Linked DNA regions of Homo sapiens: region 1 is linked to region 2. Evidence: read pairs that join two places in POLR2A ChIA-PET (ENCODE). Cell type or tissue: Panc1. All regions are shown on one strand. Each heading gives the region's core, and the rest is flanking DNA. Links, peaks and the distances in the headings are about the cores only. Region 1 has its middle 51 kb from the start of LINC00705. Region 2 overlaps LOC105376375 (a long non-coding RNA gene).

Region 1 (5,388 bases), core at 159-5,158, 110 kb before region 2:
CTCCTGTAAACTAAAATTAAATCCTAAGGCCCCCACTGACTGTGTGGGCCCCCTCTTGGCCAAGGAGACCCCAGATAAACATTAAAACTGAGTTCCTCCCGTCATGACGGAACGGGAGGTCAGAGGACTCATTATAACACTCTCTTTTGCTGTGTAGACAAAACAACTGACCAGCATTAATGTTAAAATAGAGATCATTATAAGACTGACAGAACAGAGTCCTTTTGGCAATAAGATACCAAACTCCAAACAGGACCTAAGGCCGTGTCAGGCAACGGTTAAGTCACACAGCCCACACTTGAATAATAAACTGTGTTCTCACTGCTACAGGGTTTTAATTTTTCTCCAGCAGCTAAATAAGCCCTGGCCTGGAGACAAGCAATAGTGAAACAATTTGCAGCCCACAGATGCTGCTTAACTGAGCCCTGTTTCATCAGCCATGACCCCAGCTTTGATTGGACAAGAGACTAATTTCAGTAACTTTCTCCAGCTAAGATCATCCACCATGGACTGATTCTGGGCGGTCTACAATCTCTGTAGAGAGAACCAGAAGGCTCAGAACCACTCATGGGCCTTCGTGTCCCGAAAAGATCTTTTGACATATAGGGCCTCATTGTAATATGTTGTCTCTACCAAAAGTGAACATGGGTTGTATGTAACATGCACATTTGCCCATTAAGCATGTGTCAGCACTCCCTTCATGAATATTCATAGCTCTTCTTCTTACCTGTTGAATATGTATGTTTAGCCAATGTGTTCAGCATAAAGCTCCTGCCCAAACCTCTCCTCCTTCGAAGTGCCTGTCTCCGGCCTTGGCTGGAGGCTGTGCTCCCCAGCCTGTGAGACAGCCACCTTGTAGGCTGTAACCCTTTACAAGAAATAAAGTCTCCTCCTCTCTTTTTCTAAATTTATACACACCCAATTTTTTTAAAATTAACTCTCCCCAGCCCTATCTGCTCTGAATTGTATGTGGCTATGGGATTTATCTATTTCTTAGACTTTTGAAAATATTCTCTTTTTATTTTCTAATGTAATTTATATAAATATATTTTCTCTCTTATGAAATCAGTTTTGACATTTGGTATTTTGCTAGAAGTTTAGCCATGTTACCCATATTTTCAGATATATTTGCATAGCATTTAAATCTTATAATTACTTTTCTGAGACTTTATCCCCTTTAACATATCCCTTTTTATCTTAACTAAGTGATTTATTGCTTGCTTTTATCCCAAAGATATTTGGAATATATATATTGGTCATCGCTTTTTCCACATTTGTGTTCATTAACTTTTGCTTTCATCTTTATTTCTTTCTTTCTTTCTTCTGCTTTCATTGAGTTTATCTTCCAATTTCCAAAGTCTTTAAGAATAAATATTTAATCCATTTATGACTTTTGTTTTATTAATAAAGAAAATAAAGCATTGATTGTCCTCTGGGAATTGAATTAATATAATTTCTAGATAGTTTAATATTTCTTCTATGAGTTCCTTTTTGACCTCTTGAGTTGTTTAAAGAGACATTTTCTTCCTTTCCTTCTCTTTTGAAAAATTAGCAGATGACGGTTTTATTTATTTCTAGTCTTGTTATTACCGTGTTTAGTTTGATTGCATTGTTATAGATAAAGTTGGTTATGCCATTTCTTTATTTTTGACAGTTTTTAAAATTTTCTTTATGGCTGTATTAGTCTATTCTTGCATTTCTATAAACACCTGAGACTGGGTAATTCATAAGAAAAGAGGTTTAATTGGCTAGTAATTCTGCAGGCTGTACAGGCAGCATGGTGGCTTCTGCTTTTGGGGAGGCCTCAGGAAGCTTTCACTCACGGCAGAAGGTGAAGTGGGAGCAGGCACATCACATGGCGAAAGCAGAAGCAAGAGACAGAAAGTGAGATGCCGTTCCTTTAAACAGCCAGATCTCCAGAGAACCACTCACTATATGGTGAAGACAGCACTAACAGCATGGTGCTAAAGCATTCGTGAGAAACCCTCCCACGTGATCCAGTCACCTGCCACCAGGCTCCTCCTCTGACACCGAGTATCACAATTCAACAGGAGATTTGGGCAGGGACACAGATCCAAACCATATCAATGGCATATATGATATAATTCTTTAGGCCTGGTGCAGTGGCTCATGCCTGTAATTCCAGCACTTTGGGAGGCCAAGGCAGGTGGATTACTTGAGTCCAGGAGGAGCTTGAGACCAGCCTAGGCCACATGGCAAAAACCTATCTCTACTAAAAATAGAAAAATTAGCCAGACATGGTGGCATGTGCTTGTAGTTCCAGCTACTCAGGAGGCTGAGGCAGGAGGATCACTTGAGCCTGGGAAGTGGAGGTTGCACTGAGCCAAGATCACATCACTGCACTCCAGACTGGGCAACAGAGGCAGACCTTGTCTCCAAAAAAAAAAAAAAATTTTGTGTGTGTGTGTGTAGATTTTTAATAGGATTTGAAAGAAGTTGCATTCTCTAAAAAATATGTTTAATATAATCAATTTAATTTAATTTAGTATTTAAGGCCACTATGTTTTCATCCGTTTATGACCACTTAAGCTGTCATGAAATTCAGCATCAATTAAATTCTCATAGCTAATACATTCACATCCATTTATTGTTAAATTATCTGTCCTTTTTAAAATAAGTATCAGTGATCTATGGAAATCTATAAATGCTAAATTTTCATTTCGTATTGTATTCTAATCATTACAAAGTGTCTGCCCGGGATCCTTTTAGTAGTATGTTGCCCAAACTTGCAGGATTCAGATGATTGGTTGGTGATCCCAGTTGCTTTGTAGCTGATATTGTCATGGCAATAGCTGTGGTTGTTGTTGGTATATCTAACATGCCTGTTTGCATCTCCCCATGTTTCTAACTTTTGACTTTTCTCTTTGTTTTAGATATGTCTCTTGTACAAAACATAAACTGAATCATTTGCCAAGTGTGTTCTATATTTTGAAATCCTTATCTTTCAAACTTGCAAATGTGAGTTTTCCTTTATACATATATCAATATTTTGGATATGTTTCCTTTCATTTTTAACACTGATTTTATATTCTTTACATCATCACTTCAAGATGACTTTTTATTTGTGTTATTTTTCTTATGATGTCTTCAGAATTTCTCCTGATAATTTGCACATTATTTCTGCTTCTCTACATGCGAAAGAATTGATATTTTTTCTTCCTTCTACTCCTCTCCCTCACTTCCACTCCAAATTTATTTTATAATTTAATAATTGACAAAGTCATACACATGAAGCTACTGCCAAATGATGCAAAAACTCACAATCTTAATCACTACACAATACTTCCTCTGACATAATTCCAGTGCATATTTGATCTCTCTGTATCAATTAGACTGCTTTTGGCTGTAACATAAAGTCCTCTATCAAGGAGTTTGAGCAAAATGGAAATTTATCATCATACATAATTTAAAAATTCAGTGACAGTAACTTCAGATGTAATCAACTTCAGTGGGTCACCAACTTCATATTCTTCTCTTCTTTTCATTTTGTGTCTTTAGCATCTCCGCCAGTCCACAGAGTAACTTTCTTCATTACACTATTGGATAAACAAAGCCCTACATGAATGTAAGTTTAGAAACTGTAAGGCATATTTCAATTTCCTTATAACTTCTCTCATTAAACTTTTCTAAAAGATAATTTTTGCCATTAAAATGCATTGTAGTCATTAAAAAACATTTTAGTCATTGTTAAAGCCTTGGTTTTTTTTTATTATTTTTAGGAATAGAAATTTTTAAATATGTCATGTTAATTACAAAAGAAAACTGACAGACACGTATTTCACACTAACATATTTCCAACAAAAACATTTTATCATTGTAAGTAATTCCCTCGAGCCTAAAGATTACAAACTATATATAAACACATCTTAGTTTAGTAAATTTGACAGCAGGGAAGTCTTTAACTTTTTGTTTTGGGTGGCAGAAAAATATAACAGTTATTTGTCACTTATAAATGAAGAACAGTCACGTTTTTGAGTAAGTTATTTGTCTCAACTTGATTAGTTAGCAGATATATTTTTGGTTTTGCTCCCTAAAAATAAATGTTGCAATTTTTTAGCTAACATGAGGAAAAAAATTACACTACCACATAAAGTGTAAACAAAATTATTTTACATTCAAAGGATTTTCTTTGCAGCTTCCCTTTAATTAAAGCTGATCCCCTGCTTCTAGGAGAGCACACATTACTGATATAACACATTCCTTGATCAAAAAGAAGTTTAAATTATTTTGTACTTACTTTACTATTTAAAAGAGGAAAGCATACTTTTTTTTTTTTTTAATTTCTCACAGGCTTCATATCCAGAAGAAAGAGGGAATCTCTGTGTCTTTTTATAGGAGTAAACAATATTTTAAAGGCTTTTTGCTAGGGGACTCAGGCTAGCCTGGAGGTTGGAACTGAACGCCTTCCCCACTGCTAGCAGGGAAGAGGGGTTTCCTTTGTTCCCATTTGAGGAGAATTTACTGCCAGTGTAGCAAGGCACCGTCATGGCTAGCAACAGTTGGTCTGGTCGCAGGTGAGCCGAGATAGTGATTGGTAACACCCTCCATCCTTAGGACACCCAGAGGGCCACGAACCCCACCACAGACGCCTTACCTGATTGCCCAGTGCTTTGTACAATTCTCTTAGTTTATTTTTATTTTTTAGATACTTAAGGTTTATATGATATTTTGATATATTTATCTATATATACCACAGTCAAACAAACTAACATGCCCATCATCTCATAGAGTTTTCTTTCTCTTTCTTTGCTCCTTTTCCTTCCTTCCATCCTTCCTTCCTTCCTTCTTTTCTTTTTCTTTCTTTCTTTCTTTCTCTTTCTTTCTTTCTCTCTTTCCATCCTTCTTTCTTTCTTTCTCTTTCTTTCTTTCTCTCTTTCCATCCTTCTTTCTTTCTTTCCTTCCTTCTTTCTTTCCTTCCTTTCTTTCTTTTTCTTTCTTTCTCTTTCCTTTTTCTTTCTTTCTCTCTCCCTCTTTCTTTTTTTTTTGAGTACCTAAAATCTACTCTCTTGGTAAAGTGCCTGCACACAATACAGTATTATTAACTACTCTCCTCATGTTGTACATTGCATCTCTAGACTTCTTCATAGGCTTTGGAAGCCGATAGTTTTGAAAGAACAGCATCATATTATTCAGCATTTCAGAGAGGCCCCCATCAAAAACGAAATGCTCTGTTAGCCTCTGGGCGTGCTGCCAGCTGAGGGCCCCAGCTGAGCACCCAGGCCATGGAAGAAAGCTGCCTTGCCCAAGCTCATGTCCCCTCCCGGCGCAGTCCACGCCTGATGTCGGCTTGATGTGGAGAACGTGACCCAGGCTCTGTCTGAATTCAGGACATCCCAGGAGGCATCTCCACGCATCGGAGCTCCCGTG
Region 2 (5,388 bases), core at 131-5,130:
CCCCTGGGCCCTTTGGCGATGTTGCCCATGAGCCCTTGCCCTCCACTGTGCCCTCACAAACCCCAGCCAAGAACACCTTAGGAAGACAAATTTAAGGCTCTCCTCCCATTTCCTCGCTTGCCACCCTGAAATCATTAAACTCGTTCTTTGCTGCAGTCCTTGCTGTCTCAGTGTTGGACTGTTACTGCATGCACACCTACTGGTTCTATGACAGAGCCAGAGATGATCATGAGATTCTGACTTCTCTGGAAATATGAAGAAATTCAGGAAATAGCAGTGAACTGTCTACCCGACCTGAACTTAAGGGTTAAGCCAATTTTTCTAGGCTATTGTTGATGTTTGGATTGCAGATAAAGTGAAATATATCCAGCAGATGCATATTGCTATTCAAGTGGGGAATCAAGAAGAGCTGATCAATCTTTAAGTTGTGACATGAACGGGCCCACTAGTGGGGAGCCACACGGGCTTTGGACTAGCCTCTGCTCTTCCTGTGTGAGCCATTTGGGAGGTATCTGCTGAGGTCCCCAGTGAGACTTGCATCTGCTGGGCCCAGCACCCTTGTTTTCCTCAGTCCCCACCCCAGCCTGTGCTGAGTGTTGGTGTCCTGTGCTCAGCGTTCTGCTCTTGCAGCCTGGCACATCTCAGTTAGGTGCCTCATCCTGTGGAAAAGGCTCCATCAGCTTAAGTGACCTCCCAAATTGGAAATTTCATTTGGCCAATACTGATGGGTGGCAGCCCAGGTCACAAGACTTAGAGCCTAATGCAGCAAGGCCCAGTCCAATCAGTTAACTGCCAAGGAGACCCATAGCTCTTGTCCCCAAAGCTTGCAGCCACATGTCCTGGCCAAGCCAAAACACCTCCCTCTCTTTCTTTTGTGTCTAGAATCTGATGTCTTCTTTATTTCTAAAAGCTCTTTGCCAGTGCACTCAGATTTTGTAGCATGGAATTGAAATTGCATAAATCAGGGAGACCTGAAACAGCACCAGCTCTTCTGAAGCACAGTGTAACACAGAGAGCAGAGCACAGCCCCTGGTGAGCATCCAGCTCCTGGGAGAAAGGAAAGGACTCTCACTTCTCTCCTCTTCTTTCCTGAAGGTGGAAGGGGCAGGGCGGGGAGATGAGGGTTGCAGTTGTGAAATGTTTTGCATCAACTCCCCAGCCATGGTGCCCAGGTACATGGTTAAATGACATTCTGCATTTGCCTGTGAAGGCGTTTTCACATGAGACTCACATTAAAGTTGGTGGACTTTGAGTAAAGCACATTGCCCTACCTAATGCTGTGGGCTTCATCCAACAGAAAGAAAGGCTGATCGTCCCCTGAGTGAACAAGAAGGAATTCTGCAAGCACACAGTCTTCAGACTCAAACTGCAACCTCAGTGCTTTCCTGGGTCTCCAGTCTACTGGCCCACCTTGTAGATTCTGAACTTCTCAGCCTCTATAGCCTCTATAGTCATATGAGCTAATTCCTTAAAATGTATAAACCTCTTTACACACACACACACGCACACATATATTACATATATACATACATATGTAATATATATGTAATATATATGTATATATATATGTATTACATATATAAGTATTTAAAAATGTGTAGGAGGTGGATATATGTAATATATAGTATATATATACACACATATATACACAATAAACACACATATATAGCATATCCTATAAGTTCTGCTTCTCTGACTAATATGAGAGGGCAGGGCTGTTAAGCTAATGCATCTCCCTGCACATTGAGAGAGAAGTTCCGTCTCCTTGCACTCCTGCTCCTCTAGGAGAAAGTGTCCACATCCAGGATTGTCAACTTCTTCAAAACCAAGCAAATCAGAAGAAAAAGCAACAAAAGACAAGCCAGAATAAACCCAAAAACTGATGAAAAAGCTCACTGTCTTACTTATCATCAAACAGTATTAATACATGGGAAAGAAACACATAGATTTCCCACAGTTTTTCTAATAAAAAGAATAAGATGATCATTCTGTAGTTTTTAACATGCCTAAACATGAGGTCTGTAATACTTTGGATGAAGGGAACTACTAATACCTTTCCACAGACCTCAAGTAGGGTGACTATAGCTCATTTGGTATCATCACTTAAAAATACATATGATTACTGAGCCAATAATATATTATAAAATATTATATTAAAATAAAATATTCTAAAAATATAAGATTAGTGGTCTGCGAAGGGCTCACCCTGCTTTCTTCAGTCCATTCCAGACCACCCTCATCTCCATCCAATCTCCATTTCCTCTGGCCTCACCCGTGCATCAAGCATCTAGCTGGCACCAATGAGCGCAGCCTCGACCCCCTAATTCAGCCATCCCATAATTAGCTTTGTGGTCTTTCCAAACCATGATTCTTGCCACACAGCTTCATGCAGCCCTGACCCCATGCTAGGAGTCTCCAGTGCCTTCAGGATGGAAACCCTAAATCTTTAGCAGATGTCCAAGTCCTGCCTTCTAGTCACTATCAGTTCCCAGTGGGACCCTCCACTCTCCTTTCTCACCATTTGCCACCTTGAATTTTATGCCCCAGCCACTTGGAACTGTGAACTGCTGCCTTAAATAAGTGTGTTTTTGATGAGTTCACACCTTCTCCGATGCTGAATTTCCTCCTTGATATTCCCATCCACCTCCTACACATTTTTAAAGCTACCTCCACATATCACTGCCTTCAGGAAATTATCTTCCCAGTCTGGATTAGTTGCACATTTTTGAATCTCTGTATCCCCAACACCTAGCACAGCACAGTGAATATAAAACTATAAAAGACACACAAAGATGTTTACTAAATTATTTGATGAATAGAATTAGAATAATTTTATTCTGCATGGTTCAATACAAAGAAAAAATTAATTATTTGATTTAGAATTACCTATTAACCAACAAGACATTTTTAGCTTCTTTAAATATAATTTGATATCGTTCCACTTATCTGAGTATTTCTCTGCGTAATGGAAATAATTATTATTGAATAGGAAAAAAAACTGCCTTGGCGCTTACATTTGTCCTGGAAAAAATAGCATTTCAAGAACCATTATTCATATTGTACCATAAAATTACTATAAATGCAAGTCTTGTTCAGTAAAAAAAGCAACTCTATTTAAAGAAAAATAAAAATAGCTGTTGTTTTGGAACTGTCTCACCTGCCCAGGAAAATAGAACTTCTCTCTCTAAGCACCATCCTTCATAACTGTTGTCAGATCAGTCTTTAAAGGTTAGATTTTTAGAAAGCAGACATCTTTTTTGTTTGTTTTTCTTTTTAAAATAATATTTATTTTATTATTTACATAGCTTTAGGGGTACAAGGGCCATTTGGTTACACAGATGAATTGTATAGTGGTAAAGTCTGAAATTTTAGTGCATATACCACTGTCACCCTAGTGGTATATACTGTACCCAATATGTAGTTTTTCTCCCTAACCCCCGCCCTCCACGCTTCTGGGTCTCCAATGTTCATTAACCACCCCGTATGCCCTTGCATGCCCATGGCTTAGCTCCCATGCAGTGTTTGGTTTTCCTTTCCCAAGTTACTTCATTTAGAAAAATAGCCTCCAGTTCCCTCCAAGTTACTGCAGAAGACATCATTTCATTCTTTTTTTATAACTGAATAGTATCCATAGTGTGTATGTACCATATTTTCGTTACCGCTCATCAGTGGATCGCCGATTAGGTTGGTTCCCTATCTTTGCAATTGTGAATTGTGCAAAAGCAGGCATCTTAAAGGCAATACATGCAGTGAGCGTCTACCCCAGGTCACAACTGCTAAACAAAAAACTCTAGTGTGTGAGTTAAGAGACTCAGTTTTCATGCCTGATCAGCTTTGTGACACTGGAGAAGTCTCCTGCTTCCTACGTTAGGCGAGGAAACTGAGATGGGGTCGAATATAAGGTCTTCTCTGGAAAGATGTGTAAGATTTCCTGACTTTGGAAAACCTGCTTTGTTTTCTCCAGAATGAGATGTGGTAACCCATAGCAATGAACAACAAAATAACAAGTGGGAAGGGGCCTAATGTTAGAGAGACTTCTGCGTTTGTTGATTCAAAGCTTGGGAAATCTGTACTACTACTGCACTCCAGTAACAGAAATCAGCTGATTCATATGCACCTATTTATCCTGAAATCTAAAAGACACGAAACCATTAGAAACACTTTATTCACCATATAGCTCACAAGAAAGCTCAACAGATCGTCTTACTTTTTCTGTTCTCTTATTGAGACTCATGTTTACCATTAGCAGATTATCCAATTATGTTGTTTTAGGCAATATTTATTGCCAGCTATACATAAGTACTGTGAGGCAATCTGATAACAAAGCTAATAATAAGAAGGAGAATTTACCTTCCAGGGCCCCATAGTCTAGGGCTGGGGGTAGACAATACCTGACCTGAACTTGAGAGGGATGCATCCCTATATTTTATAATCTATTGTCTGGCCACTTATTACTTTAAGACTGTTGCAAAGAAACTAGAGGCATTTGACAATTTCTGTAAAATATTGCTATCAGATAGTGTTAGGTGAATACTCACAGGCCATCATGAGCAAGAGTCCACACAGTCAACTCCCTGCAACCCACAGGTGGCAGCTGCCATCACCTGTTCACCCTAAATTTAAGGGTAGTGCATTCCACACCTGTAACTTTTGCTTCCTTGACATTTAGAGTTTTCTAAATATAAGAGTAAACCAAATATTTTTTGTTTACAAGATTAATAGTTTTTAAACATGTTTTGTGAAAATTGAGGAGAGATTTGGGAAGACAGATGTGTATATTCTCAGTATGTTTTAGCCTCCTGAGCCCCCAAGCATGAATATATGAGGCTTCAAAGAGAAGAAAAATGAGAACGTGTCTTTTATCTTTGCTAATATTCAATTAAGTAGATCAAGTGAATCTTGAATCTTTAAGTATATACGATGCTAATATTTTAATTTCTTTCAACACATTTATTCTTGATCTTGGATTCCTGTGAGGACTTAAAGAAAACCAGTGACACTCACTCACTCAGACTTGGAACCACCTAAGAGATAAATGCAGAGGTTTGGTAGAGGGAGATAAAAATATCAGCCTTATTACTGCTATGGGGGAAGATATGGCTGAGGACTGCAGTACTAGGGACTTCTGAACAATGAGCCCTAGAACTAGGAGACCCATCCTCCCAGCCATAGGTGTCTGTGCTACCACCGGGCTCCCTTCCTGGAGCCTGGGGTCTTATTGTAAATGCACAAAAGCCAAGAGTCAAGAAGAAACAGCTTGCAGAGAGGTGAATCCCAGAGAAAGGAGTGAAGGGATTAACCATGCCTGCCAGCTTCTTCTCTCTGAACTTCCCACTCAGATAATCCTCTCCCTCTTCCACCAGGGAAGTAACAGAGTGTGGAGGGAGG

What was found. ChIA-PET counts read pairs that join two places held together with the same protein. Peaks named below come from ENCODE experiments on the same cell type or tissue, not always from the same donor. Only the 100,000 strongest peaks of a DNase experiment are listed, where the experiment ranks them.
Region 1: POLR2A ChIA-PET joins it to region 2 with 8 read pairs; 1 of 35 experiments calls an interaction of 5 or more read pairs at or near these places.

The regions. Positions count from the first base shown.
Region 1 is chr10:4,602,562-4,607,949 of GRCh38, forward strand. No RefSeq gene overlaps it. Among named protein-coding and RNA genes, the nearest start is that of LINC00705, 51 kb to the right of the region's middle. RefSeq lists an enhancer at 4,815-5,315. In Panc1, for the core only: no CTCF peak of the experiment used is centred there; no DNase peak of the experiment used is centred there; H3K27ac peaks cover 1,175 bases.
Region 2 is chr10:4,712,696-4,718,083 of GRCh38, forward strand. The region is part of intron 2 of LOC105376375 (a long non-coding RNA gene); the gene reads right to left. All of the region lies in intron 2 of LOC107984197 (a long non-coding RNA gene), which reads left to right. Among named protein-coding and RNA genes, the nearest start is that of MANCR, 37 kb to the left of the region's middle. In Panc1, for the core only: no CTCF peak of the experiment used is centred there; no DNase peak of the experiment used is centred there; H3K27ac peaks cover 2,291 bases.